Linked DNA regions of Homo sapiens: regions 2, 3, 4 and 5 are each linked to region 1. The links are chromatin loops, found by intact Hi-C in ENCODE. Cell type or tissue: CD4-positive, alpha-beta T cell. All regions are shown on one strand. Links, peaks and the distances in the headings refer to the core of each region. The heading gives the core; the rest is flanking DNA.

What was found. Peaks named below come from ENCODE experiments on the same cell type or tissue, not always from the same donor. Only the 100,000 strongest peaks of a DNase experiment are listed, where the experiment ranks them.
Region 2: it touches region 1 in a loop (10-fold over the local background); 25 of 110 quality-filtered maps call a loop at or near these places.
Region 3: it touches region 1 in a loop (23-fold over the local background); 7 of 110 quality-filtered maps call a loop at or near these places.
Region 4: a loop joins it to region 1, with 6 times the contacts of the local background. A loop is called at or near these places in 3 of 110 quality-filtered maps.
Region 5: it touches region 1 in a loop (3-fold over the local background); 26 of 110 quality-filtered maps call a loop at or near these places.

The regions. Positions count from the first base shown.
Region 1 is chrX:70,432,221-70,438,298 of GRCh38, forward strand. GDPD2 (glycerophosphodiester phosphodiesterase domain containing 2) reads left to right here. Exons shown (of 16, transcript NM_017711.4): 13 at 87-234; 14 at 359-441; 15 at 692-720; 16 at 814-1,161. The coding sequence ends at 866. It overlaps LOC105373244 (a long non-coding RNA gene), which reads right to left and starts at 3,073. Exons shown (of 3, transcript NR_171576.1): 1 at 2,459-3,073; 2 at 1,635-2,028. RefSeq lists enhancers at 2,022-2,131, 2,992-3,091, 3,112-3,191, 3,179-3,679 and a silencer at 2,282-2,531. In CD4-positive, alpha-beta T cell, for the core only: a CTCF peak has its summit at 1,763 (motif pointing left); DNase peaks (open chromatin) are centred at 1,761, 2,361 and 3,121; H3K4me3 peaks cover 1,718 bases; H3K27ac peaks cover 470 bases.
Region 2 is chrX:70,196,434-70,203,018 of GRCh38, forward strand. It overlaps DGAT2L6 (diacylglycerol O-acyltransferase 2 like 6), which reads left to right. Exons shown (of 7, transcript NM_198512.3): 2 at 2,838-2,948; 3 at 3,379-3,449; 4 at 3,822-4,026; 5 at 5,457-5,631. Among named protein-coding and RNA genes, the nearest start is that of DGAT2L6, 22 kb to the left of the region's middle. In CD4-positive, alpha-beta T cell, for the core only: no CTCF peak of the experiment used is centred there; no DNase peak of the experiment used is centred there.
Region 3 is chrX:70,327,488-70,331,487 of GRCh38, forward strand. KIF4A (kinesin family member 4A) reads left to right here. Exons shown (of 31, transcript NM_012310.5): 8 at 1,918-2,034; 9 at 2,670-2,845. Among named protein-coding and RNA genes, the nearest start is that of KIF4A, 39 kb to the left of the region's middle. In CD4-positive, alpha-beta T cell, for the core only: no CTCF peak of the experiment used is centred there; no DNase peak of the experiment used is centred there.
Region 4 is chrX:69,535,421-69,542,005 of GRCh38, forward strand. No RefSeq gene overlaps it. Among named protein-coding and RNA genes, the nearest start is that of NALF2, 34 kb to the left of the region's middle. In CD4-positive, alpha-beta T cell, for the core only: CTCF peaks have their summits at 3,017 (motif pointing right) and 3,220; a DNase peak (open chromatin) is centred at 3,021; H3K4me3 peaks cover 532 bases.
Region 5 is chrX:70,285,989-70,292,347 of GRCh38, forward strand. PDZD11 (PDZ domain containing 11) reads right to left here and starts at 3,939. Exons shown (of 7, transcript NM_016484.5): 1 at 3,872-3,939; 2 at 3,267-3,366; 3 at 2,442-2,525; 4 at 2,129-2,185; 5 at 1,744-1,842; 6 at 1,288-1,348; 7 at 607-1,128. The coding sequence starts at 3,353. The coding sequence ends at 1,094. KIF4A (kinesin family member 4A) reads left to right here and starts at 4,116. Exons shown (of 31, transcript NM_012310.5): 1 at 4,116-4,162; 2 at 4,450-4,590; 3 at 4,703-4,817. The coding sequence starts at 4,471. RefSeq lists a silencer at 3,917-4,096. In CD4-positive, alpha-beta T cell, for the core only: no CTCF peak of the experiment used is centred there; a DNase peak (open chromatin) is centred at 4,003; H3K4me3 peaks cover 1,833 bases; H3K27ac peaks cover 597 bases.

The sequences.
Region 1 (6,078 bases), core at 1-4,000:
AGATTCAAGCACAGGCAGGGGGCTGCCTCCCATGTCCTGTGCACCATGATTCTGGACATTCCCTATTTTCTTTCCCACCTTCACAGGGCATTGCATAAGGATAATGTCTCGGTGAACCTATTTGTAGTGAACAAGCCCTGGCTCTTCTCTCTGCTTTGGTGTGCAGGGGTGGATTCGGTCACCACCAACGACTGCCAGCTGCTGCAGCAGATGCGTTACCCTATCTGGCTTATTGTAAGGGCTCTGGGACTGTCACCTCTCCTCTTCTCCCATCCCTGGTTTTCCTTAACCCTGTCCCTCTCTTCCTTACTTATTTCCCCTGACATTCTACCCTTGGGGCCTTTTCCTATTTTCACAGACCCCTCAAACCTACCTAATCATATGGGTCATTACCAATTGTGTTTCCACCATGCTGCTTTTGTGGACCTTCCTCCTCCAAAGGTGAGTGCTTTGTGCCTCAGCTTTCTGGGTCCTTACTTTCTCCAGGGCCCTGGTGATGAGGCTGCTTCAGACTCACATATGCTGCCCAAGGCTTGGGGTCTCTTTAGTTCCTTTGAGATTCTTAGGCCCTTCCTTATACTATCAAATTGGCTTGAATGTAGGAAAGGCAGTTGGGGGGAGCAGGTGTGGGGGCTGGAAGGGCCTGCTTGAAGCTAGCTGAACTCATAATGGGAAGCTTTTCTCCCCACAGAAGATTTGTTAAGAAGAGAGGGAAAACTGGTAAGAACTTTCTCCCCTCACCTCATGTTTCTCCTCCTGTAGCTTTCCCCTTGCTTAACTCCCTAGATGACCCACCCTCCCCCTCCTCCCCAGGCTTAGAAACAGCAGTGCTGCTGACAAGGATCAACAATTTCATGATGGAGTGAATGCCCTGCCCTGCTTCCCCACCCAAGCCAGTCTACATTGCCCAAACAGCAAGGGTTGGAGAGTGGCTTAAGTGGAATGCTTCAGGGGTGGTGGGTTGCAAGTGGGGGGAGCTTTGCCAACAGGAGGTTTTGAACCATGAGGGCCCTCTGCCCAGGTGATGGGCATTCCCTAAGCTGCTATGGAATCTGCTCCCTTTGGGGTTTTGACCTGAGATGTTTGGGAAGAGAGTGAGTAATGAGAAGTTTCTCCTCAAATGAAACTAGAACAGAGGAAGTAAAAGGGAGATTGCTCGGATAATGTCTCAGACTTGTGTGCACGTGTTCTTGCATAGAAGGCACAGGGTGTGTCGGGGTGGGATAGCTTGGAAGAGGGACTGAAGGAGATAACGAAATGGTCTTTTCCGGAGAACTGTAAGATGATAGAGACACCATCGCCACTCCACGATGTACTGTCTTCCTCGACCCTTGCAGCTTAGCTGTTTTCCTGCCTAGAGGCTAGGAGCTGAAGAGCCCGTCTAGCCGTGTAATTCTGTGCTTACAGGTGGCTTTTTGCTGTGCGCAGCCTTTTCTTCAAGGCAGGTTGGTTCCTGTATCTTGTCTTAATCTGTTACTCAACGAATGTAATCTCCATTTGGTCACAGCCTAATCTTTTCGGCCCAGGGGCTGGGGAAAGGAGGCACCTTCCATCTACGGTTGGATGGGACACGACCTTGAGGGGCCATCAGGGGGAGATGGGAGGAGGTGGGTTGGAGGTGGGAGGAGAATCACCTGCGGCAATGAAGGACTCGCGGGAGGCTCGCGGGAGGCCCGCAGGAGAGCAGCCACCTCGGGGGCGTCCGGAGGCCGGGCGCGCGGTGCAGGGTTGCACTGTAGCTCCACCTTGTGGCCGCCCCAAGAGGAGGGCCGCATCCGTCGTCGCCGTGACGTATTTGCTGAATGCCACCTGTTTTCCGTGCCGCTTGGGGACTCGTGTCCTTGACTCAGGACTCCGAGGGCAAGGTCCGATTTCCACAAGTTTTCGCTCCTCTGGGCTGCGCGCAGGGTCCAATTTCCGGCCCAGCCTTCCCTTGGAGGAGCAAGTTCCCCAATGTGTTTGCGGCTCGGGAGTCCCTGGGCTCCGCAGCTAAGGTGGCCAGTGCGGAGCTGACGGAGGATGAAGAGTCTAGTAGAAGAAGGGAGGGGCTAAGCCAAAAATGGGGACAAGAGGGGCTCTGTGGTGACCCCACAGTCTTCCGCCACACCCACATTCGACCTAGTTCGTATCTCCACACGGAGGGAAGTAGAACTAAGGAGTCGGCCAGGTAGGGAGGTCGGGTTCTCGGTTCCTCCTCTCTCGCCAGACTGGGACCTGGGGCAGCACTGGCATCCTCGGGACAAGACCCGCCCCCCACCCTCGGTTGCCGGGCAGCCGCGGGAACTACAATTCCCAGTGAGTCCCCGGCCATTTCCGGTATCTGGCTGGACGCAGGCGAGTTTGAATCCGTGTTCCCGCCCCCTTCTCCCGGGCCCACCCCTTTCCTTTCTGGCCGCCCCGCCCTCTCCGTGCGCATCCCTGCACACTCCGGCTCCGGAGGCCGGCCGCGCCCACGTACCTGACCTGCAGCTGGCGCGGTGGGCGGGGGTGCCAGCATGCGACGCACGGGGAGGCTGGAGGCGCGCGGAGAGCGAACGCCGCAATCCGGTCCTGGTCCTGGTCTTCCTGGGAGTCCACGCCGCTGTGTACCGGGCAGGTCTCTCCTACACTCTGCCTTTTCGAGCAGCATTTCCTTACTTTTCCTGGTTCCCGATCCATCCCCTCTCTTTCAGGCTGGCTACCAGCCTTAGCTCTAGGGCCCCCAGTCTGCCCGGTACTGCCGGGCTGTCACCTCTCAGCACGTACCTCCTCCCCCATCCCTACTTTTCTGTCCCTTCCCAATCGCCCAGTCTCTTCCTCCCCTCACCTCCCAACCTCACCCTGAAGACCTCCAGCAACTCCATCCCTGCAGCCCCAACCTCTCAGCTCTCACACTCTCAGCTGCGGCCCTCTAAACCCAGCGTCTGGCCCCCCAACCCAGCGCCAGCCTCTGACCCCTTTCTCCTAGCCCCTAGCCTTGGGTACGCAGCCTTGAGCCTGCCACCGGAAATCCTCACTCTCTTCCCAGGAGAACTGGACAGCTAAAGCGGTTTAACCTATAGGCCCTGGGCCCTGGGCTGGAGACTGACACTGACAAAAACTTAAGGGCGGAGGACCCGGGGGAGCTGCTCATTGGGGTTCGGATGTAGTTGCTCTTCGTTATTTTTAGCTGCTGACTCACAGCTCCTGGCATCCGGGTTTGGGGCTAGCAGGCTGGGCTAGGGGGCTATTAATAGAGCAGGAGCACAGCCCCGACCCAGTTCAGTTTGGAAACACAGAGAGCAAGAAGCGTCCCCTGCCACTATGCCCTGTGGAGATGTGGACTGAGCAGTGGCTGGGCCAGATGCTGTCTGGATGCTAGTTACCTCACCCTGGTATCTCTACCTTGGAACTCTTGAGGGAAACCCCACGAGGAGACTCCTGGGCACAGCTCTCCCCTAAGCTCGCCATGGCTTGGGGCTCTGCCACAATCAAGCTTCTGTTGTACTAGCCGAGAAGGCAGAGATGCGTCCCAAGTGGAAAGATTGTTTTGGTCATGGCCTTGGCCTGCCTGGACCCACTCCTGGGCCAGAATGCTAGGTTACTAGAAGGAAAAGCTATGGATTTCTGGTCCCCCACAGCCTTCATAAGGATGGAGTGCTTCAGCATGGTCCTAACACAGGGGGCACAGAGCTGGGGATCCCCAAACCAGACACAGAGCTCAGAAGCTGCCAGATTCTGTGCTTATCACACCCCCAACCCCGCCATTCTTTTTATTTCTTTCCATTTTGTTGAGCTCTGTCCCAACTCACAGGGATTTACAGACCTCATGATCTCTCCCTTGTCTGGAGAGAAACCGTATTCATGAAAGCCACTGCTTGTCCCCAATGAGGTATGAATGATCCTTTATATATTGTCATTCCCATTGACCTTTTTATTTTAATGGGCTAACGTAAGAGTTTCCTAATGTATACATTGGGAATCGTGAGGAAATCTTGATGGACTGATCAAAATTATTCCCACGCAAGCTCAATTTTCTAGAATTCCCATTGACTAAGGGTGCACACCCACAACAATGCTCCTCCCCTCCTTGCAAATCAGAAACTTCCACCTTCATCGACCCGAGTCTCCAGCCCCCAGATGAAACCACATTTGGGGCAAGAGTGATCGTTTCACCACGCACAATATGGAGGTCACTCAGTGAAGCTCTATTTTCAAGAATGAGCCCAGCTTATCAGACAGACAGCAGCAGACCGCGCGGTCCCAACCCCGTCTACTTGCTGAAGGAGCCGGAGTGGCGGTGGAAGGGGAGATAAATGGTCTCTCTGCTTGAAAATCCGTTCCTGAAGTCCTCCATCGCCTGGTTGCCTAGCAACCAGAGCTGCTTGCAGCGGTGTGGGGCGCTTTTGGTCCGTAGGGGGCGACTGTCTCCCTGGGGTCTCAGGCTGGAGCCCTAGCAGTTGGGAGGGAGGTTCCCTAGTTAAGTGTCACAGTGTCTCAGTGTGGCTGACCTCCTCCCAGCCTTGTCAACCCAGTCCGGTCTGAGCGGCAGGGAGCCTATGGAATGAGGAGAAGCCCACTATGAGTCTGAAGGGATTTTGCTCACAATCATTAAAAATGAAGAGAGAGAGGGTGGGAGGAAGGGAGGAAGGAACCTGTTAAAGGGGATAGGGCAAAAAAGGGGGTAAGGAAGGGGCCTGAGGAGGGTAGTTTGACCCTCTCCATTCAGTCGAGGCTTATCAATGCTTATTTTTCAATCAGAGCAGTTCAGAGGTTGAAAGGAGTCTAGCAATCTCTATTGACAAACTGTTAAGCATATAAAAGACTAGGCTCCTGGGTTACCAGCCTAGCCTAGATTTGGTCATTAAGGAAGATATTCATTCATTCATATGACCATAATTAACACTAACCCACTATGTACCACGTGGTGTGCTAAGTGTCCTACATTTAACCCTCACAAGAACACTGTGATTATTTCCTTTTCACAGATTACAATACCAAGTCTCAGAGAGGTTAAGTAATGTCCAGACTCACAAAAATAGTGACTGGATTGGGTCTGATTGAGCAATCACTGTGTGCCAAGTCTAGGAGTACAGAAAACAATACATTTCTTTTTTCTGTCTAATGAACGCCCAGTCACCCTTTGGGACAAAACTGAAAATATCATCTGCTTTGTGAAACTTTTCTTAAGTCCCCTTCCCCCCAACAAGCAGAACTGATAACTTGCTTTTCTGTACACCCTCCTGAAATACCACTTTTCACAGGTATGGTAATGATCTGCTTCCATATTTCCATTTCTTTCACTTTGAGCACCTTGGTGGCAGGGCCTGTGTTCATCTCCAATTGGACATCTAACAAACATCCCAAACTCAACATGTTCGTTTCTGAACAGCTGACCTTTTCCCCCAAAAATGACCCCTCCTAAAACTGTCCTCATCTCAGTTGATGGCAATTTCACATTTCCAGTTGTCCTGGCAAAAAATCCTTGGAACCACACCTTGTATCCAATCTGTCAGCAAATCCTGTCAGCTCTCCCTTCCAAATACACCCAGAATCCAACCACTTATCATCTCTGGTGCTACCACACTGGTCCAAGGCACAACCACCTCTCAGCTGGATCACTTCAGCAGCTGCCTGACTAGTCTCACTGCTTCCACCCTCGCCCCTGTGGCCTATTCTCTGCAAAGAAGCTATACCAATCCTGCTAAACCCAAGTCACGTCATGCCAGTTCTCTGCACGAAACCCTCCAATGGCACTCCATCTCTCTGAGAGGAAAGCCAAAATCTTTTCAGTGGTCTACAAGGTCCTACACAATCTAGTCCCTTATTCAATCTCTGATCTCGTCTCCTGGCGTTCTCCCCTCCCTTACTCTGTTAAAGCCACTTGATTCTCCTTGCTGTTCCTTGAGCAAGTCGGATGCACTCCTTACCAGGACCTTTGCACTCCTTACCAGGACCTTTGCACTGGCTTCCCCCTGCATGGCTCACTTCCTCACCTCCCTCAATTCTTTGCTGAAATGCCACGTTCTCAGTGAAGCCTACCCTGACCAACCTATTTAAGATTCCCTCTATTTTAATTTCCAGTTTACAGTAAATACAGGGTACAATAGTCCTCCTTTA
Region 2 (6,585 bases), core at 1,313-5,312, 230 kb before region 1:
CCGAGATCACGCCATGGAACGCCAGTCTGGGTGACAGAACCAGATCCTGTCTCAAAAAAAAAAAAAAAAGAAAGAAAAAAGAAAAAAAAAGAAAAAAGAAAGAAAGAAAAGAAAAGAAAATATAGGGGAAAAATCTTCATGACATGAGGTTAGACAAAGAGTTCTTTCAGTTTGACACCAAAAGCACAATCTATAAAAGAAAAAAAATTAATAAGTTGGGCTTCATCAATATTAAAAGCTTTTGCTGTAAAAAGGACCCTGTTAACAAGAATGAAAAGATAGACACAGATTAGGAGAAAATGTTTGCAAATCACATATCAGACAAAAAAACTTATATCCAAAATGCATAAAGAACTACCGAAAGTCAACAGTAAGAAAACAACCCAATTGAAAAATGGGCAAAAGATTTGAATGGACACTTCACCAAAGAGGATATACAGAAAGCAGACAAGCACATGAAAAGCTGTTACGCATCACTAGCTATTGGAGAAATGCAAGTTAAAATTATGATGAGCTACCAATGCGCATATATTAGTTTTTTTTTCTTCTTTTTTTTTCTTTTCTTTTCCCCCAGTGCACATATATTAGAATGGCTTGGCCATCTTCACTACAAACTAAATTAGGAGCCTACCTATGTGAACTTCCTCTTTGATAACCCTCTCCAAGACGCCTCACTTGAACGTGACAAGAGAAATTGGAACCATCTTCTGGTGTCAAGGCCATAATACCTAAGGGAGTGTCACACATACATAAATGCTTGTTCTTCATCATTCCTTCTTCAGATACCCTTGCTTTATGTCACGGAACTCTTTTTACATGAGACTTAGCTCTTCCACATTTGGCTTCTATTTCTCCTATATCTTTAAATTCCACTTTTGTTACCGTGCACGACACTGATGACACTCGGGCTGGGTCTGGAAGCCTTGCTCTGAAAAAAACGTTCCTCGTCTCCTGCCGGGTCATATCTGCAGTTCCAATAGGTTCCACAAGGGGGATGGTGTTACCCAGGTAAGGGCTCTTAGACCGCCTTTAGGACTGGTGGATGAATGAATCAGATAAAAGGCACACAACTAATCCGTCTATGCTTTTAAAATAACATCACATTTAAATAACACTATACATGCTGACTAAATAGTAATTATCAAGTTTACTACTGAAAAGAGAAAACATTTGCTTATTTCGTTTTCAATTGGTCTACAGATATTTGTTGAACACCTACTGTGTGCCAAGCTCTCTTCTAAATACTGGGGAAACAAACAAAATTTATTTGAAACAAAATATAAAAGAAATGATACACTTAGGCTAACTTTAATTAGTGATTATTCTTATTTAACTTTATCTGAATTTCCTTCTGAAGCTTAACTGGCAAATTTACTCTCCTCTTTGATGAAGGGCATAGATAGCAAGGCTTTTTCTCCATGGCAGGCTTCCCATAAAACTCCTCCCACCACGCTTTCCTGTCTAATTTGAATGCTTACAACAACTATCTCGACCAGTGCTTATGAGGGCAATTCAGCCTATTACAAAGGTTTCTTCTACTCCATAACATGACTTTTTAAAGCACTGTCCACTCAGCCTTTTTCCTGCTATTTTCATTTATGTCCAAAATGCAAGAGACAAAGAACTGGTAGGTAACTCCCGAGTTTCTTCTTCCCTGAAACTTTTATCTGCTATGACATGGTACCTGGTCAAAGAAGTCATTCCCTTAGCTAAGTCTTTTTTTATTCACCATATGTATACTTAGCCCCTCTTTCTCATGAATGCAGATTTTTTAAATGGAATTCATTCGCACTGCTGTAACATGTATCGTGTTTGCAGTTACAGCCTGCTATGGCCATTTGCTAACACAGACTTCCCCTTCTGAACCTTTGTGATACTTTTGAATGGAACAAAATGAACACAGTAAAGTGTTTTTTGTTGTTGTTGTTTTGTTTTTTGTTTTTTTGGTTTTTTAGAGATACTGTCTTGCTTTGTTGCCCAGGCTGGTCTCAAACTCCTAGGTTCAAGCTGTCCTCTCACTTTGGCCTCCCAAATTGCTAAGATTATAGGAGTGAGCCACCGCACCTGGCCTAGTAGGGCAGTTTTGTTGTTGTTGTTGTTGTTTGTTTTGTTTTGTTTTGTTTTTTCAAGACGGAGTCTTGCTCTGTTGCCCAGGCTGGAGTGCAATGGCACGATCTCAGCTCACTGCAACCTCCACCTCCTGGGTTCAAGCGATTCTCCTGCCTCCACCTCCCGAGTAGCACTCCAATCATGTGCCACCATGCCCGGCTAATTTTTTGTATCTTTAGTAGAGATGGGGTTTCACCGTGTTAGCCAGGATGGTCTCGATCTCCTGACCTCGTGATCTGCCTGCCTCGGCCTCCCAAAGTGGAGTGGTTTTTAATCCGTGTTTACTTTTCAGCATCAAACAGCCTGTACACTGCGGGTAACCTCCCTGCTGGAATATGCAGACTTATCAGTTCAGCACAGGAAAGAGGGTCAAGCTTTTAGAAAGAATTTCCAGAGGTCCCAGAATGGGGATTCAGCTACCAGCCCAATGTGCTCTTCTTCCCATTCACCAAGCCGTGCTGTCCTTTGACCTCAACTTCATGGTTCTGCTCTTTCTTCAATTGAGAGTTTGGCCATCAAGGAGACCCAGATCCAGGGGCTTCAGAGGCCTGCCTAGACCACAGCAGAGACAAATGGAGGGCGAGGGGTTGGGGAAGAGGGGAGAAGGAGAGAAGAGTCCCACATCAGCCTAGCCCTGCTCCTGTAGTGTAGAGCAGAGGCCGGGGTTATGAGAAGTATACTAAAACTTGAAGGGAACTGAAAGGCTTGAACCCTTTGTGTCTCCCCAGGAGCTATTCCCATTCTCCTTATACCCTACTTTCTGTTATTCAGTAAGTTCTGGCCCTTGGCTGTGCTCTCCTTAGCCTGGCTCACCTATGATTGGAACACCCACAGTCAAGGTAAGAGACAGGGGCACAATGGTGGTCCTGTTTGGGCCAAGAATGGAAGGACAGGGAGAGGGAGGTGGAGGGAGAGGGGGAGAACCAAGGGTAGGGGAGAGGGGAAGGAAGGGGAGGGAGAAGGGAGAGCAAAGCTCAGCAGGGACAGAGGTCTCTACCAGGTAGCTCAGGAAGAATTATGAGGTTGAGGTCTCTGGGCAGGTGCCCCCAGCTTCAGACTATTTTCCTGTCACCTTTCTGGTCGGCTCTAGAGGAGCAGGGGCTTCCTATGTCTTGGGGATTGGATTCAGGGACAGTACTTACAGTTCTGAGGTGTCAGAAGGAGGCCCCTCACGTGACCTGAGGACTGCAGGCAGAACTCTCCTCCTCTGGGAGAGGTAGAGGGACTGCAATGCCCTGTGTACTCTTCCCTTCCCTTCTGTACCCACAGGTGGCAGGCGTTCAGCTTGGGTACGAAACTGGACCCTATGGAAGTATTTCCGAAATTACTTCCCAGTAAAGGTGACCACTCTTCCTCGGGGTGCCCTCAGTCCCTGTTGCCCAGACCCTTGCTCCCTACTCAGCTCCATGTTTTCAGAGGCTTTGGTGGTCAGCAGCGAAGGTCAAGGCCCCGAGTCATAATGCAAAGCAAGGGCCCAAGATGGATGGGCAGGTGGGGAAACAGGTGGATGGCAGCCTTTCCTTCACTGGCAAACCCAGGTCAGCCTCTCTGACCATCGTGAGCCCTGGCAATCCTATGACAATGATGACAACCTAGTGAACAGGGATTTGGGGCTCCCAGAGGGAAACATAGGCTACCTGCTGGGATTTTAGTCCACACGTGGTTTCTTCCTTCTTTGTAGCCAATGCTCTGACTCAATTTCCCTCTAACAGCTGGTGAAGACTCATGATCTTTCTCCCAAACACAACTACATCATTGCCAATCACCCCCATGGCATTCTCTCTTTTGGTGTCTTCATCAACTTTGCCACTGAGGCCACTGGCATTGCTCGGATTTTCCCATCCATCACTCCCTTTGTAGGGACCTTAGAAAGGATATTTTGGATCCCAATTGTGCGAGAATATGTGATGTCAATGGGTGAGTATAAGAAATAATTAATTCTATTTTTTTACCTACTTCAAAGGTGCAACCCCAATAAGTCCTGACAATCACTACCTGCTTGAAGAGTACATGATAGAAAATAAGTCCAGGACACCCTGGGCCCGTAACAGGAGTATGTGGCTAAGCATTAGTTTCTGTCCAAGATCTAGGGAGCAGGGTTTGATTGGGCAGCAGGGGAAATTATAGGCATTCATAGGAGTCACCAGGACTTTTTTCAGAGGGAGAACCAGAAGGCTGGAATTCAGGACCAATGCCAAAGTGCAAATCGAGGATGAAAGCCAAGAATTAAACACAAATCCAGGGAAAAGCAGGTGTGAATGGGATAGCTCAGGCGAACTTCACCAGGCTCTCTCTAGGATGTCAGCTGGCCTCTTTGGGCCGGTCATTTGTACACCATGGTGTCTTAAAAACATTTTGAAGTCTATCATACTAGCTAAAACCCTCCTGGTCCATGACTTTTATCTCCCTGGAACCCCTTCACACTTGCATAAAATACTAAGGGATAAAGGATAGGAGTTCATCAGAGTATCCAGAACAACTTCCCCATGCTCAGCTTCAAGTCAGGGCACTGTGACAAATGTCTCTCTCTCTGGACAAATAGTCATCCTTCTGGACACCAGAAAACAACTGAAGCCAAACATCCAAAGGTAAGATACATTTCTGTGGAGGGGCCAGGTGGGACCACTAGAGTCCCAGAGGATGCTTCTACTCTGCTCTGAGGTTAGCATGGCCCTGGAGCAGGAATACTTCTCAATGGCTAGAGTCTGGAGGCAATTTCTGCCATCACAGTAGACAATAGAAGGTGAGCGCAGGGCAAAGATGGGAGACAGAAGTGAGAAAGGCTAGATGATTGTTGTTAAACAACAGGGTGTCATTCACATTCCATTATTCATCTACGTTTCAGTTTGGCTTGGTCAGGCTCAGGGGTCTGCCTACTCTCCAGAAACCCCAGCCATTGGCTTCCCTTTGGCAGGTTACTCTTAGGGAGGAAGCAGGTTGGTGGTGGCTAGTCTCGATTACCCCTGGAGGAGAGAACTCTGGAGGATCTCCAGTGTTGTCAGGCTGGGCAGAGTGGAAGATGGCTGTGCTTCATGGGTAGAGAGGGATGAGGTGGGCTTAGATACTATTGATCTGAAATGCAGTAGGCTATGGATGGTAGGAGGCAGAGGAGCTCAGTATAGACCCAACTGCAGAAGCACAGACCCCCAAGGCAAACAGCTGACCCTAAGGACCAATCTTAGGCTAGGGCAGTCATAACCCGGGACACGAAGGTCAGAGACAGAAAGGTGGAAACAGCAATAGTCAGAAAACAGAAGAACTGTCTCCAAAAGGAAGAGCCTGGGAAAACCCCTTACCCCATCCTCAGGAATGAAGTTTTTCTACCACTTGACTCTTTGGTTTCACAGGTGTGTGCCCTGTGAGTAGCTCAGCCTTGAAGTACTTGCTGACCCAGAAAGGCTCAGGCAATGCCGTGGTTATTGTGGTGGGTGGAGCTGCTGAAGCTCTCTTGTGCCGACCAGGAGCCTCCACTCTCTTCCTCAAGCAGCGTAAAGGTTTTGTGAAGATGGCACTGCAAACAGGGTGGGTTCCAAGGTTCTAGTGCTCTGTTGTCAGGGTGCCATAGGCCCTCTGTAGCCCTCTCCAGAATGGTGCCCTCCCTGGGCACCTGTTAGAGGGCCCCCATCTTCACTCTAATTCCTTCTGTCTACCCCCTCACATTGTGCCTTAGGGATGTTTGGGCCTCCAGATACATTTCAGTGGGCACTTTTCTTACTTGAAGTTGGAGAAAGAACAGCAGAAGAAAACCTTTTACTTTCTGCCCATTGGCCTGGTAGGCTGGAGGTCTGGGAAAGCGGGGCTTCACTCTATATCAACCTGTTAACTGAGAGGCCCTAAGAATCTACCAACTGCAAGGGAGGCACTAGCTTTGATACCGTGAGGATCAAAAAGATAAGACATGACCCCAAAGAGCATACAATCTGGTTTGAGAAATAGACCTTATTCATTCAGCAGTTACGGAACACCCACTGTATATCAGGCATAGTACTAGGCATTTAGGATATAAAAGTAAATAAGACCTGGTCCTTGCAAACTCACAGTCCAATATGGAAGAAGACAGACCCATGCACATATAATTACCAAATACCTGCAGAATCCAACCACTTACTACCTAGGCTACCACCCCTTGGTTTACTACCACCATCTCTCCCCTTGGTTGATTACAACACTTCTAACTGCTCTTCCTGTATCTATTCCCACCTCCCCCACCCCAAGAGTCTATTCCCAGCTTCAGCCAGGATGATCCTGTTAAACATGAGTCAGATCATGTCACTTCTCAAAATAATCCAATGGCTCCCATGTCACTCAGAGTAAAAGCCAAAGTCTTTATAGGGGCTTGCAAGACGCGGAATAATCTGGTCTATAGCTGCCTCTCTGTCCTCATCACTCACTTCTCTTCCCACTCTCTCACTCCATCATAGCTATACCGGCCTCTTTGCGGTCCCTCAAGCAGGCCACCCGCTCCTGCTTTAGAGT
Region 3 (4,000 bases), core at 1-4,000, 100 kb before region 1:
TAAGTAATAGCAAAAGAATGAATGTGAGGTGAGGAGAGGGGAGGTTGGGGAGCCCTTGTGGATAACTTTCATCTCTATAAAGTATTTGGTGAAATCATCTACCAATAGAAAGTGAAGATAGGTTTATATTCTTAAAAATGATGAGTCTGTATAATAGCTGCCATGGTGAATTAGATTAGTTAGATTAGAAGGTTAGTAAAGTAGGAATGAGGAAGAAAAGATGATCAATTGACCAAGGGTTCAGCTAAGGTTAGGTAGCATGTTTATAGTGGATCTCATCTGTTTGGTTATGCTGTTTCTTCAGTATTGTAGCCTACAAATAAACATACACGCACACAGTTGGTTTAACCTATGGTTGAGAATTGACATGGTGAGAATGGTAGAAGATCATATGTCCAGTGAGTTCTTAGGAAAACGTAATTGAAATTTTCAACCATAGGGTTCAGAGTAAGAGTTGAAGGTCCAGAAGAGGCTGATCTACTGACAGTATTAGAAAGTGTCAGTAAATTGGTAGTCCAAAAAAAGGGTGAAGAACAGGATCCAAAGAAATGGAAGGATAGTAGGATGCAGTCAGGAATTTCGAGTTCAGGATCTCATAAATATAATTGTTTCATGTTCAAAAGATGGCTATATAAAAGGTAGAGTAGAGCTAACAATAATGATACCATTTGTGCTGCTATAACAAAATACCTTAGACTGGGTAATTTAGAAACAATATAAATTTATTTCTTACAGTTCTGGAGACTGAGAAGTCCAGGGTCATGGTGCCAGTAGAATCAATGACTGGTGAGGACAGACATCCTGGCAGCCTCACATGGCAGATGGGGAAAAGGGATAAACGGTGTGTCCCCACATGGCAGAAGGGGCAGAAGGGCAAAAGCAACTAGCTAATTCTCTCCAGTCCTCTTATCAGGCACCAATCCCATCCATGAAGGTAGACATTTCATGGCCTAATGATCTCCTAAACGTCCCACCTCCTAATACTATTGCATTGGGGGCTAAGTTTCAAACGTGAATTTTGGAGGAGACGCAAACATTTAAACTATAGCATGATTTATTTATCATTTAACTTTGCTTCATATATAGTATCTTAATTAATTCCCTACCACAACCCAATAAGGTAGGTAGATTTGCCTCATTTTATAAAGGAACTTAACCCAAGATCATATAACTAGTCAGTGACAGAGCCAGGATTGTAAGCTGTCTATTTTAACACCAACTATGCACTTAACCATTATACTATATAGCTTTTCCACAGTAAGCCTAATAATGGGAAGTTAATTGCTTCAGCAGAACTTCAGAGGTTATTACAGTGTTTAAGAAGTAAACCTCAGAATTAACCAAAGTGGAAAATAATCTTTATCTTTTTTAAAGCTACAGTAGGAAAGGTATTTCACTATGGTATAATGAAAAGAGCATAGGACTTGACTAAAATCTTGAGATAGAATCTCAGGCCTACCATTTACTAGCTGTTTGACCTTAGGCAGGTCATTTAACCTCTGAGCTTCTTTCTTTATCTGTAAAATGAGAATGATAATAAAAATAATGATGATGATATGGTAAAAAAAAACCTGTTCATCCAATTTCACAGCATTAATTTAAAGATTATCATAATGGATATAAAAAGTAAATAACTATACAGATGGTTGTCATGGTGATAGTTATTTATCTATCTGCTTTGTTTCCATGGGAAAGGGCAAGAAGTGCCAGTGGACTCAATCATACATATCCAACATTTGGACCTTTGTCCTTTACTTAAAGAGGCACTCCAAAAAGTGAACAAGATTAAGAAGTTTTCTCAAGATTGATGACTCGATATTTTTATGGGGTCTTTATTTCTTTTCTCTTTCTCAGAAGAAACATAGGTATATGTTGGATGCATTACCAAGCAATTTAAATTTCATTTCCTGCTATTAGGTATTAATATTAACCGAGGCCTCCTATGCTTGGGAAATGTAATCAGTGCTCTTGGAGATGACAAAAAGGGTGGCTTTGTGCCCTACAGAGATTCCAAGTTGACTCGACTGCTTCAAGGTAAGCCCAAAGTGCCTCCAAAAATAAGAGAGTAACTCAAAATGATAGTGCTGAGACAGCAAAGATGAAATAGGTAAAAAGCCAGCTATTTGGACTATGACATACACAGTTGTCTAATTGATAAATACGAGAGAGTGCTGTTGGCAAGCAGGTTTCTAAGATAATGGAAAAATATCTTCATATATGACATTGAGAGCCAAGAAATCTGTAGTGCACCAACTGTACTTTGTACTTTACACCTGAAAGTGAATTTGGTTACTGTTTCTTTAATTATTAGTGCGGCTAAGCAGAATTCCCTGGAGAGTTAAAATCCACCTAGAGGGGGCATCCTAAGAATGTTTAATTCCACTAGTGGCTCCTAACTTACTTAGGCCAGGCCCCAGTTGTTTTAACCTGATTAACTGCTGAAATCACAATCCCTTTTGAGAAAGGGGACACATGCAATAGGATTTAAATGTATATTACATCAGAAATCTTAGATATGTATACATTTCCTATTATTTCAATATAAAAAACACTAAGAACTTTTTCTTATAGCTCTGAATTTTAAGTCACCAACCCGAATGGACGGCTTTGCTTATATCCTACTTGTTTGATTTCATTTCCTTTCGTTATTCTTTATTGTTCTTTTTCAGATTCTCTAGGAGGTAATAGCCATACTCTTATGATAGCCTGTGTGAGTCCTGCTGACTCCAATCTAGAGGAAACATTAAATACCCTTCGCTATGCTGACAGAGCAAGAAAAATCAAGAACAAACCTATTGTTAATATTGATCCCCAGACAGCTGAACTTAATCATCTAAAGCAACAGGTATAAGGGACTTAAAGTTTGATGGGAAAAATTACAAGTATGTGAGTGGAATGATAGAGCTTCTGTTTTCAGTTTCTTCTTTATCAGAAGTTTAGAGATGTTGGTTAGGCATTATGTTTGTTCGGGGACCTCTTAAAATAACTCCTATTAACGTGTTTGCTGTCCATTTAAGATTGGGGGTAGCATTGGAAAGTTCACTGATGAAGAAGTGAGCAGTGAGAGATGAGATGAGAGGTGTAGACAGGGGCTAAATTCTGAAGTTCCTTATATGACTTGTTAAAGAATTTGGAATTCAACCTGAAAGCTATGAAGAGCCATTGAAGAGTTTTAAGTAGGAGGGTGATATGATAAAATGTGTGTTTTGGCGAGATCATTCTAGCAGGTATAGAGAAAATAGATTAGAAGTGGGCATGACTAGAAGAAGGAAAATAAATCACTGCACAAAACAAAGAGAGTTCTAGAGAGAAGAAACATAGGTAGCAAAGTACAGTTGATTCTCGAACAATAGGAGTTTGGTCCAACAAAACACAGATCAAAAATACAGTATTTGCAGGATGAGAAACCCATGTGTAGACTTTTTATACATGTGGATTCTGCAGGGCTGACCGCAGGACTGGACTATGCATCTACATTTTTGTATACGCACAGGGTCCTGGAACCAATCCCCTGCATATACATAGGAACAGCTGTATAGTGGCCAGGAGCACTGACACTGCAATTAGCCCACCCATGTTCAAATCTTAGCTCTATAACTCACTGGCTATGTACCTTGGGCAAGTTCTCTGTGCCTTGGTATCCCTATCTGTACAGTAGAAATAATAATAATACCTTCTTCTTAGGGTTTTTGTGAGGGTTAAATGAGTTAATACATGTAAAGCACTTAGAACAGTACTTGGCTTATAGCAAGTGTTGGAAGGGTCTGAGATAGGACAGAAGTATAGTGCATTTGAAGAACTCAAAGAATGCCAGTGTGGCTAGAGTGTAGAAAGCAAGGAAAGAGTACAGGCTTACCTTAGGGATGTTGCAGGCTTGGTTCCAGACCACCACAGTAAAGCAAATATCGCAATAAAGTGAGTCACACAATTTTTTTTGTTTTCCAGTGCATAGAAAGTTATATTTACACTATACTGTAGTATATTAAATGTGCAATACCAT
Region 4 (6,585 bases), core at 1,511-5,510, 900 kb before region 1:
GGAAACAGACACATTATAAATCCACACGATAACATGACTTTATGCATTGGACAACCCATAATATCACCCACTACAGCACATTAGAGTTTTTGTCTCACTGCATGCCCAAGAGGAGGGAGCCAGGTTCTCTTGGCCTTGGGCATAGGAAAGAGAGATGAGGGATTGCAGGTCCCACACTAACCTGCTACATACAAAAGCAGAGGAGGCAATACACCCACAGTGCTATGGGAGTAAAAGGCACAATAGCTGTGCCAAGGAAGTAGCTCTACAAGCCATATGTCACCATTTCACTCCTGGACTAAGCTACCATCACCCTGCAGCTGCCTCTCTGAGCTCTCCCTCCCTCAGCCAGGCCCAGGCCCAGGCCCTGGCACTCTCTCTTCAGGTCAATCCAACTGCAGACAGCCTGTCTCTTGCAGCCTCAGCATGGGCAAGGAAGAAGCATGGCAGTGGCTCACAGCCCTGGCAGCATATCAGAATCACCTGGAGAGTTTTAGTTCTGGCCTTACCAGCAGAGAGTCTGATTTAATTAGTCCGGGGTGGGAGTCCCAGCTTCAGCATTGTTTAGAAAACTCCACAAGTGATTCTAGTGTGCAGCCAGGCTTTACAACCACCGGGTGAAGAGAAGGCTTTGGCTACATGAAGTCCTTGTTATTTGAGGATAAGTGGTGCTAGAAAAAGGCCACTTACAATGAATCCACTTGAAATGGGGACCAACATTTCACAGTAGAGCAGAAGAAAAGGGGAAAAGGATTTGGTTAGGACTTCATCTTGAGAAATAAAATTGGAAACATGGAAAATATTTTAGTTTCCATTTAAAATGTACAAAATGTATAAATGTATACATAATTACAAATATGCACTAATTCTTATAATGAACAAAGAATGAGTCAAGCACTGGGGGATAATGTAATTTTCCTGACCAAAGTACATGAGAGGATAATATTGACTTTTGCAGCACAGTCATAAGCAGAGATTTTGTTTTGTTTTTCCAAAATTAGAGAGCTTCTTCAATTATCCCAAGGACCTCTTGTAATCCTTTGAGAGTTGAATCATTCTCTTTGAAGCCTTGATCCTGTCATTACCCAGGTCAATTTTCTCTTCTGCCAGGGGTAACTGGCCTATCTCTGCCAAATCCCCATTTATTAAAGACTTTTACATGACATTAGAGAGGGTCTCCAACATCACTTTCATTGACTTCATGAAACCTTGAATCCTTTTCAAGACCTGCAGTTTCACCCAGAGATTTATTGGGATTATGCAGTGCTAACAATTAACAAGAGACTGAAAAAGACCTTAGCAAAATGGTTGTAGACAACCACTATTTGGGTGTTAAATGGGAAGAGGGGTCTATGAGGGACTCAAAATAGTGACTGCTTTATGCTATGACAACTTCGCCTTTCTACCCAACTTCATAAAGTCCCTTTTCCTTTTGGGGTTCTTAATCTGCTTATCTCTAAAATGAAGGGATAGGATTAGATGTTTTTATAAATATGAAATAAGTTAACCCAAATGAAGTAATCTACGTGAAGACATGGAGCCCAGTTGGTAGCGCAGAGGAGCAACTCCATAACTCCTGCGTTTTCTTCCCTCCAAAACATACTTAGATTCTTTTAGGTGACACTAAGGGGTGAAGTAGGGAAAAGGGAGATGGAGAAGCCCATTAGAGCAACTAGAAGGAAGTCTCAGAACTTCTGCGCCATGCCCAAGTTTCTATCCAACTGCCATTACCTCCTGTTACATTCACTGTGGCAGGTCGCAGAGAAACTAACTGCTTAGGGGTGTAGGATGGGAATCCAAAACTCATTCAGACATGAAGAAGCTCAAGAAGCTCCTGTGTTGGTTGGGGAGAAAACATATGAACAGAAATTGGTCAAAATACCTCTAGAATCTGACCATTTCTCTCACCTCCATTGTCACCACCTAGTCCAGGCCACCACCAACTCTCTCATAGACCACTGCAATGGCCTCCTAACTGGTCTCCCTGCTTCCAGTCTTGCACCCCATGCACAGTTCACTCAGAGTATCTCTTAAAAATGCAAACCAGATCATGTCTCTCCCTGGCTAACACCCTCTCCTAGTTTCCCATCTAAATCAAAATAAATTCCAGACTCCTTAGCGTGGCCCACAGTGCCCTACACGACCTGCCGATTGTCTATGTCTCCAACCTCACCTAGCATATTCCCTTCACTCTCCTACAGCCACCCTGCCTTATTTATTTTCCTCTGATAATGCTAAGCTTGTTCCTGTCTCAGGACCTTTGTACACGCCATTTCTCAGCCTGAAATGTTATTCCCCCAGACTTTTGCAATGCTCCTCATGATCAGGTCCGAGCTCAGATACCGCTTTCTCAGAAAGGTTTTTCCTGGCTACTCTAGGTATAGTAGTGCCCTTCTCACCGCAGACACTCTATCATACCACCCTGCTTTTTATATGATCTAGCACTTGTAACTATTTGGAACGATCTTGTTTATACTTTGGCTTTCTTGTTTATTGCCTGTTTCTCCATTTGAATGTAAGCTCTGAGCAGACAAGGACCTTGTCTGTCTTATTTATTATCTTCCCAGTGCCTTAGTCAATGCTCACTGAGTGAATGGATGTAGATGCAGAAGTGGTGGGTGGTTCATCTGAGCAGGAATGAGTGGTACAGGATGTGTGGAGTGGGTGGCAAGAGATGAGCTTGAAAGATAGCCTGAGGTAAAAACACAGAAGGCCGTGAAGGTCAGGCCAGGGAATGTGTGGGCTTTATATGGTGACCCATTGGGAGCCATGGAAGATGTTGAGCTTGAGAGCTGACCTGGAGTAAGATTCAGCTGGTGCCATATGCCGGATGGACTGGTAGGTGAAGTAAACGGAGGGCCTATCAACCACTCTGTGCCCGCGCTGGTACCCACTTTCCTCTAGGCCCTCCACTGTCCTGTTCCACCCCGCTCCCCGACTCTTCTGGGGCCACGGAAGAGCCCTGACTGCTGTTCCCCGACACCGGCCGCTGGGTGGCGCTGTGGCTCCTCCTACCCAGGCTGGAGGCACCAGGGAGGCGGAGGCGCAGCCGCGGAACTGGGCCTGGCGCTAGGGTCCGTGGGCGCCTGCAGAGCGGGTTCTTCCTCGTCGGTTCCTTTCTCCCACTTCGCGCGCTTCTCCCGCGTTCAGGCCCGTTCCCATCCCTAACCCGGCCCGCGGTAGCCCGCTCTCCTTCGCTTCTGACCTTCCTTCGCTTTCCGACCAGCCGGGCCAGAGGCAGGGGCCTGGGCGGGACACGGGAGGGGTTGGGGCCGAGTGTCGCCCTTCTTTTTCAGCCCGTTCAGGCCTCTAGTCTCCCTGGACCCCAACGACAGAGCTCGCGACCGCAGCCCTGAGCCGGCCGGTCCCGTCCAGCCAGGCCCGGGACTAAAGGGAGCTCAGGGCTGAAAGGGCAGCATTTTCCTGCGGAGGGACCAGAGCCATTAAGGGGCCAATTCACCGTTTATGTTAATAGTCCTGCCTTTCCTCCCGGCCCCTGGAGCAAGAAGCCAATCTTCTGGGACTCCTCCAGTGGCCCTTTCCACCCTCCTGCCATGTGTCCCAGATTACATCTGCCACCACCCCATATATATATTCTATATCCTAAACTGATCTCTCCTTCGTCACTGCTGTTGTCTGCCCAGATCTTCATTACCTCCCAACTGGCATTCCTGCCTCTAGCCTCCTGCCCTTGCAGCCCAGACACCTTCGCACAGAGCCAGGAGCCTCCTGGAGCACTGGCCTGGCATCCTGCCCCTCTAATGGTTCCCATTGTTTGGGAAAAAATCGAAAGCTGGTGTTCAAGGCCTTCCACATTCTGACCATTTTGGCCAACTCACTTCAACTCACATCCAGACTCAAAGGCATACCCCTGGTGGGCTGCCCTGAGTAGAAGAGGAATTAGAACAGGAACCGAACAGAGTGGGAGGCTCTGTAAGACTCTATACAGGGCTCCATAGCATCTATTTGAACAGCCTTAACTCATGATCACATTGTCACAAGACTAGAGAGATGCAGAGAACACAATTCCTGCCTGCCCTGGAACACTAGAGCACATCCGTATTTATTCCTTTGGCCCCTCTCTTTTTCCCCTGTTCCCAGGATCTGTCCTCTCCTGCCATCTCCTTGTTCCCTCTTCTCCTCTGTCTTGTCCCCTCATGACCCTCCTGCTGGTACAGGAGGCAGGAGGCTTTATTCTCAACGAGCACACAGCATCCTGCCACAAAGTGCTTGATGACATGCATGACCAGGCTTCTCTGTAATATCGAGTTTCACTTTCAGCACTTGGGTTGGTTTTTTGTTTTTGTTTTTCTTGAGGAACCTGCTATTCACAGATACTAAGACTGTAGGTAGCCGTTCTTGAGGAAAGGTCAGAGACTCCTATATTGATCTTAGCCTTGTTGAACCCAGAACACAAACCTGAAAATTAACATGGAAAAGCATACAGGTGAAGAGGAAAATTGCAAAGGTAGATTTATTGGCAGACAAACACTGATGGTTAATTTCAAGATGCCCTGGGCCCTTGGACTCCTGGAATCAATGCCCAGGGTCAGATATGGCTCATTTGTGGCCTAGTGGACAAAAGAGCTTGGAATGAAAGACACAGCCCTGAGAAGGCTGGGATAAGAGGAAGAGACAGTTCCTCTTCCCTGGCTCCATCTTGGGGTAACTTCCTCTGGGAAATGACAGCTTCCTGTCCCCCAAATTAGCTCTGCTGCTTAGAATACCCTTTTCCACTTGTACTGCATGTATACATACACACAGTGTCTTGCTAATCCTCACAATAACCATGCACAGTAGAAATTAATTTAGGTTTACAGATTAAAAAAACTGAGGCTTGAGGAGGCCAAAAGATCCACTCACCCAAAATAAACAAGCAAAATGCAGAGCAGAAGGCCAGGAATAGAAGCCAAGAACTCCAACTCTAAGACCAGTGCCAGCAGCTTTCCATCCATGGTTTCATGATCTGTTGAAGATCCAAAGCTAGGTCAACTGGCCCCAGCCCTGTACCCTCACCCTGTTCTCAAGAGTGATTGAAAAAGCAGGCAATGTGACTGAAGCCAGGTGAAGGGCTTTCACCTGGCTCCTGGGCCATGCTGACACCTGGCCTGGCTCTGAATGATGGCAGGGGAACTCAGTCAATGTTGAGGTTTGCAGGACCATCAGAGCAACAGCCAGCCTCATGCCAAACCCTTTCTAATGTAGAAGTCTCCACCTGGAGCTTCCAGAGCTATTTTGTTTAACTTGGCAGTGTTGATCTATTCAGTATTTAAATTTGAGTTGGGTTTCCTCTATAAGAGGTTGTATAGTGTAGTCATTAACAACATAGCTTAGGTTTGCATCCTGCCTCTGTCACTTGTTCTCTGTGACTCTGGGAAGGTTACTTAAACTCTCTGTGCTTCATCTTGCTCATCTGTAAAATGGAGATTTAAAAAATAGTACTCTACCTCATAGGGTTACTATGAGTGTTGAGTTATATCTAAAGCTCTTAGAATAGTATCTGACACATAGTAAATGCTATGTGTTTGTTATTACTATTATTATTATATACAAATTGGGGAGAATTCACATAAAACTCAAATTTCTCACTTCCCCTTAAATATTCAGAAGATCTGACAGCCCTGGATCTCCACTGTTGCCTAGAATGGAATCCGCCCTCTTCAGGTGGGATGTGCTCTTTCCTGGTCAGCCTCAGTCCTGTAAATTCCCATTTGGTCCCTGACACTGAAGCCAGGTGTCACTTGCCATTTGTCATCTTACATGCAGCTAGCTACGTGGGTTTTCATTATCTTCCTGGCCTCTAAAACCAGTCTGTCATCTCTCACCACTGCTTAAATGGTACAAGGGGCAAGGAACATCATGAAGCAGAAATTGTCAGCCAATGGGGACATCTCAAGAGATCCCTACCAGGCCAGTCAGAAACCTTTGCCTGCCTTCTCTTTAATGTCCCAGAATGGCACTTAGTCACACCAACTTGAAGGTCAAGAGAAGCAGCAAAGATGGTAAAGGGAGGCAAAATGAGGCCATGGCATTCCAGAGCATCCTCTCCTGCAGCCCCAAAGTTGGGTTTAAAATTTGGCTCAAGGACTCAATAGTAATAACAATTCTAGTAAGATACACTCACATCTCTGCCAAGTGATGTATGTACAGCATCATGAATAATAGAAACTATTAGAAAGAACTGAAATGTCATCAATTTGACACATACCTACAGTGGAATACTATGTGATCATTAAAAAGAACATGAAGAGTGGTGTGTACGATATGCTTCCATTTCTGTAGGAAGGGGAAAAGGGAAATATAAACACGCACACATGTACTTGCTTATATTTGTATTTGTATAGAATATCTCTGGAAGGATGTCTGAATATAGTGTAGACGTAAAATATCTATGGAAGGATAAGTCAAGAAATTGGTGACCAGTGCTGCCTCTGGGGAAAAGAATTGTGTAGCTGGGAGAGAAAGAAGACATGCTTTTTTTTCAATATATACCTTTGTATTTCTTTTGAATTTTACACCATGAATCTAAGTGAAAAAAAAAATCTTGTTTTAATAAATCCTGCAGTAGATACAAAAGGAACAAAA
Region 5 (6,359 bases), core at 2,360-6,359, 140 kb before region 1:
AGTGGTGAGATTACAGGCATGAGCCACCGCGCCCAGCCTCACACTAGAAAACTTTCAATTCCAAATGGGTATTTTAAACATGCCAGTGGCGATGGCATAGGCATGACTAGGAATCTTGTAATGGTGGATTGGTAACTAAAGATCTAGGAACATGGCAGAATGTTATTTGGGGCTGGGGTGAAGAAAAGGGAGAAGTCAGCAGTTAGCACTACTCAACTTACAAGTTGGAAACTGTGAACCAATTTCTTACTGCTGCCTCAGAAAAGAAATGCATCTAAGCCCCTTCCTTAGTTTATGTTCCAGATCAAAGAATGTGGGAAAGGAGAAGAGAGAATTATATTACTACTGTCCCCTGCAGAGAAATGCTCAAAGCTCCTAGGGGAACGGGCAGTTTCTTTCAGTGCCCCTCACTCTATGCCATTTCTTAGTTATACTGTGGTTAAAGTTCCTTGGCCTTGCTAATGTTCTGGTCAGACATCACAGGTAGTTGCGAGGAAGGTATAGTATTGCTCTGTTCCTTCCAGTGGCTCCTCTCTTTGGAAGAGCTTTTTCTTCCCTCGATAGCATTTTACATCCAATCGGTAACATTCAAAAGTCACACCAATATTTCTTCAGCATTGTGTTTTACTTTTTGGGAGAGAGGCTAGGAGGAGGAAGGGGTGAAAACAGCGTCTCACTGGAGTCTCAAAAGTGTATGAATCTTCTGGTAGTGCAAGGATGGGATAAGATGGCCAGGGAAGTCAGATGGAAAATCCCCAAGATTCTTTTTGCTACTGATTTCTATAATTAAAATATGACATATGTAAGGGACTAGTGCATGATATTCAATAAATGTCAGTTGTCTTTCCTAACTAGGTTCCTCACAGGCTAGGTTATGCCTAGATATCATCATCCTCCTTTCAGGGAATGAAGCTCACCTAGAAAACTAGGGAACTAAAAGTGCAATATGGTTTGGGTAATGCAGTTGGTTAGCTGTCTCCCCATCCTCCCAACTCACTATTCCAGGGAGGGGCTGAAAACAGAAGTGGCTCCCCTGAAGTCTAGTTAGCATGTCATGACAGAGTCCACATGAAGGGCTGTGGGCTGCAACTTTCTAGTGCACAGTCCTCTCTTTTTGGCGATGATAATCTGAAGGAAAGAAGAAGAAAAGGAGGAACAGAGCAGGTTATCTTCACGCTTGAGCTCCTGATTCCCTATCCCCAACTTGTAGGGCCTCTAGTCATCAGTATTTAAAGAGTTCTTACTTAGGGCCCTGTCAGGAAAGTGAAAAAAGAAAGTGGCACTTACTGTAGGGAAAGAAGCGCACACGCATGCTGATTTCACGAGCTGTCTTCAGGATCTCAACAGCCTGGAAGGAACACAGCAGCTTGTACAAATGAAGAGATATGACCCAAGACAGAATCATAATAGGGGGAAAGGGATTTGCCACTCCAACCTGTGTGTCACTAATAGCTGCTTCCCTCCTGTACTTTCCCAGGAGAGGTGCTTACTTTCTCTCTCTCTTTTTGTTTGTTTGTTTGTTTGTTTTGAGACAGGGTCTTGCTGCGTTGCCTGGGCTGGTCTTAAATTCCTGGGCTCAAGTGATCCTCCCGCCTCAGCCTCCTAAGTAGCTGGGATTACAGGCGTGTACCACAGTGCCCAGCAAAATGCTTTCTTATTAAGTTACAGATTAGGCTACTCCTGTCCAATCTGTCCTATTTGAGATGGCTTCTTGCAGCACCACAGCCCAAGTACTGTGCTCACCTTGCTGTGCTCAATATCTTGGAAATCCACATCATTCACAGCTAGAACTTGGTCCCCTTCCTGCAGTCCTGCTCTATGTGCATCAGAGTCAGGAATCACCTGTTGGTAAAGAGAGAATACATGTGATTGGGATGCGATAATTTCAGAAGACTGTCAGTGAAATTCGGTGCTATTCAAATGTATGGTGCTATTGTTTTTCTGTGACAATGTATGCAGACAGATGGCCTGCCAAATGAAAAGTTTTAAGTGGGAAAGGGGGTGTCTCCATTATACCCCTTCTATGAATCCAGAGTCATCCTCTCAGCCCTTGGGACATTAGGGTTCTGCAATCTGTTAATTTAACAAAGGGAAGTAACGATCCATATTGCCTACTGGGCATAAATACCTTGGAGATGAAGATGCCTAGCTGGGAGGCCTTTCCTCCTCGGATGTTAAATCCCAACTGTAAGACAAGAGCACAGAATGGGGGCTCAATGGAGACCACAAACACAAGAACAACTAGTAGCATCATCGTACAATAGCTCAGCTTGTGTGTCCCTGAGAGGAAAGTCAGAAGTTGCAGAAGTGTTATCTCAGCTTTTCTGTCCACAAGAAGGAAAGTTTCCTCACATCTGCACCTGCTTTCCAATCCATCCCCCCAACACTGCCAATTTGTGGTATGGATGAATCTAGCCTGAAATAAGGTTTCATAAGTTCACCTGAGCTCCAGGAGGCTTCTTCAGTGTGATGGTTCGGGGCAGAAACTGGGTCAACTCATTGTTGTAGTCCGGGTGGTGTACCCTCTGCAAGACACAGCAACCCCAGAAATTTTACCAGTCTTACTTCACACCTACCTTCATCTGAAACACTAATGAATTACCCTGAAGTCAGGAAAAGGAAAGGTCATAGACTTAATTTAAGTAGAACAGATAACACAGACTAAATGAGTAGATGGATAGCACTGGGGCAGCCCAGTAGCTCCCCATTTCTTCACCTTTTTTTTTTTTTTTTGAGATGGAGTTTTGCTCTTGTTGCCCAGGCTGGAGTGCAATGGCTCAATCTCAGCTCACCGCAACCTCTGCCTCCCAGGTTCAAGCAATTCTCCCGCCTCAGCCTCCCTAGTAGCTGGGATTACAGGCATGTGCCACCACGCCCGGCTAATTTTGTATTTTTAGTAGAGACGCGGTTTCTCCATGTTGGTCAGGCTGGTCTCGAACTCCCAACCTCAGGTGATCCGCCTGTTTCGGCCTCCCAAAGTGCTGGGATTACAGGCATGAGCCACCGCGCTGAACCTCTTAACAGTATGGAAATGAAGGCTCCAAATTTCCAGAATTAACCGGTGTGAACAGACCCTAGCAGGAGGCTTCCATAAAGAAGTTCCCAATGGGTCCTGTTGCTCAGAATCCAGCTTCTGGGTCCTCTGGCTACAAGTGCTAAGATTCACTCTCCGTTTCGCCTTCTAACCCTGCTATCCTACCTTTCATGCATCATCTCATGCCCACGGGGAAAAAAATCTCCTACTCAGGAATACAGATGGTTCCCACCTCATGAGGAGGAATCCATGCTGGAGGATTCTCATAGGCAGGCAAGAAAACCACCGGGTAGTCATCATAAGGAATCCGGCTGTCCATCTCGGGCAAGGCCCTGGAAGAGTGAATCAGAACAGACAAAAAGTGGTTCAAAAGGGAGAGCAGCCCAGCAAGTTTCAGACAGCAGCTCCAACCCATTCCAAGGCAGTCAGTCTACAGGCCCAGCCCATATCTAGGTGTTAAGGTTGGAGGAGAGAAGGAAGACAGAAGAAAACTCTTAACTTAGCTAAACATCTTCTGGATGCCAAGCAACCTGTCAGGTACTCTAGAAAGAGGACCTCATTTTTCACAATCCTGCAAAACAGATGTTACCGTCTCAAACCTGGAGAAGAGGAAATCAGGGTCGAGTCTAAAAAGATCTACTTTCGAAGCCCAAGGGAGTGTTAACTATCCGCAGGGACTCGGGGCAAGGCACCGCCCCACATTTCCTAGATGTGATTAGTAATGGTAGGGTCCTTAGATCGACCCTTCCTTCACCTGACCAGCCACCTCCCACGTCCCCGCCCCACATTCTGCCTGAGACCCGCACTCTCAGCCGCATAAACGCCGCACCACCTCACCAGTGGGCAGTCCACAGCGACCTCAGACTCCGCTCACTGACAATTCAGTCTGGGAACCGGAAGCGGATGCTCCGCAGGGTCGAAAAGAGGCCGGGCCAGGGTGCAACGAGCTGACCCTCCCCTTCCCACCGCGCCGGCCTGCGCGCGCCGACGTGCGCGCTCCGCCCTCGGGCAGTCCGCACTGCAATTGGTTGGCGTCTCCGGGACGGATTTGAAACTTGGCGGTTAAAGCTCCGGCTGGGACAGGGCGGCGGGAGGCCCAGGGAGAACGGGGAAGGGACATTTAGTTTGGTGAGTTACGGGGGCACACCTTAGCTCAGAACCTGTTTTTACCCAGTACCCTAGGGCTTTGGTTCTTTGTCGCCGTCCCCGTTGGAGTTTTTTCTTTGCCTTTCAGAAGCCCGTGCACTCTCTTTAGAGTGCAGGGCTGACGGGCGGTCCAGCCCTGGCCAAGTCATGGAGCGTGAATCTCCCAAGTCAGTGTTCCCGCTGAGGAGGGTCGGAACCGGGGAGGACGCCCTCCCACCCCTGCTGACCTACTAACATTCATCAGCGAGCCTTCTTTTTCCCCCTCGCAGAGACGGTGCTGAGATAGGATCATGAAGGAAGAGGTGAAGGGAATTCCCGTAAGAGTGGCGCTGCGTTGTCGCCCTCTGGTCCCCAAAGAGATTAGCGAGGGCTGCCAGATGTGCCTTTCCTTCGTGCCCGGAGAGCCTCAGGTGCGTAGCAGAGTCCAGAGCCTGTGTCTGAACAGCTGGGGCCAAATGGTAACGAGGGGTGTGGTCTTGCCTTTCATTTTTAACCTTACGCCTTGTCCCGTGCCTTCTCTAGGTGGTGGTTGGTACAGATAAATCCTTCACCTACGATTTTGTATTTGATCCCTCTACTGAACAGGAAGAAGTCTTCAATACAGCAGTAGCGCCACTCATAAAAGGTGTATTTAAAGGTAAGGCGATTTGATTCCTCGAACGTAACATATATATTCCTTGAGCATATACTATGTGCCAAGCACTGTGCTTGGGCACTGCAAATACAGGAATCGATGAATCATGATTCCTGCCTTCAAGAAGCCCTTAGCCTAATAACATTTGTCAACGTCTCTGTACCCTTGAAGCTAGTTTTATTCTGTATTTGCTTTATGTGGTTCTGTTCATCTTTGACTTGTATATGTTTGTTTATCCTGGAACTTCATTAGATTATAAACTCTGTGGTGGTTGCTGATGGTGATAAGTGTGCCAACCTACTTGAGGCCCAGGCACTGCAAAGCTTGTTGAGGGATTCAGGTGATAAATAATATAGCTTCGAGGCCCTGAAGGAGTTCAAAGTCCAGGGGATAGGAATGGAGATAGATGACTACATAAATAATTTTGAATATATAAAAATTTTTAAATTTTTTGTACCTATCTTTTAGAAGAAAAATTTTTCAAGTTAAAAATATACAACAGAGTCAGTCCTATGGAAGTAGTAGCTCTGCTCTCATACAAAGTGGTATGAAAAACAAAAGGATGGCTCTAACTCTGCTTGGGGAATTTGGGGTGAATTTCACAGAGTGGGAAAACTTTGAGATGGGTCTTGAATAATGAGTATACTTCTTTTAGGTGGAGAAGGGGAGTGCCTAAAGCCTCTGAATACTATCACCAGTTAATAATCTTTACTGGGGAAGCTAAGTCTTTAATGCTGTTGAGGACCATAGCAGGGTTCTAAAGAAGGGAGCAGTGCCTGAGAGATGTCTAATTATTATTCTAATACAGTGGTTATTCAAGATTCAAAACAGAGGTTCGTTTAAAAGAAGTAGAATCATGGCATGCTAGTGCCTTAAAGTTGAAAGAGACATTTGTATATCATCTAGTTTGTTTTTCATCCAAAGAAAAATGCGTTCTAACAATATCTGTTAGGTGAACTGCCAGTGTCTAAAATTTTTTTGACAGGGAACTCACTGACTCACAGGTAGTCCAGTTGAGATTTGGGTTTTGGACAAGTCTAATTATGTTATAAAGATCTTTATAATGAGATGAAATTTGCTTCCTGGTAATTTCTACCCAGTGATGTTAGTTCATTCCTTTAGAAGCCTTCTTCTAGGCAACAGCTATTCACATATTTTTTCACGTTTTTTTGTTTAATGATATGGCTCAAGGAACACTGAAATTTTTGTTTCAAAATTTTAAGATATTAATGCAATAATTTCAAACGTATAGAATGTTGCAAGAACAGCATAAAAAACATTTTTTCCCTGAACCATTTGAGATGAATCATTGGCCTGATAACCCCCCATACTTTAGTGTATATTTCCTACAAAAAAGGACTTTCTTCTAAGTTACCACAATACAACCATCAAAACAATAAAATTTGCACTGCTACATTACTACCATCTATTCCTGAAACCCCATTCAAGTTTCACCAATTGTCCCAGTAAATATTTTATGGCAAAAAGATCTAGTTCAAAATCACGTTTTATTTAGTTTTGCTGTCTCTTTAGTCTCCATTCTAA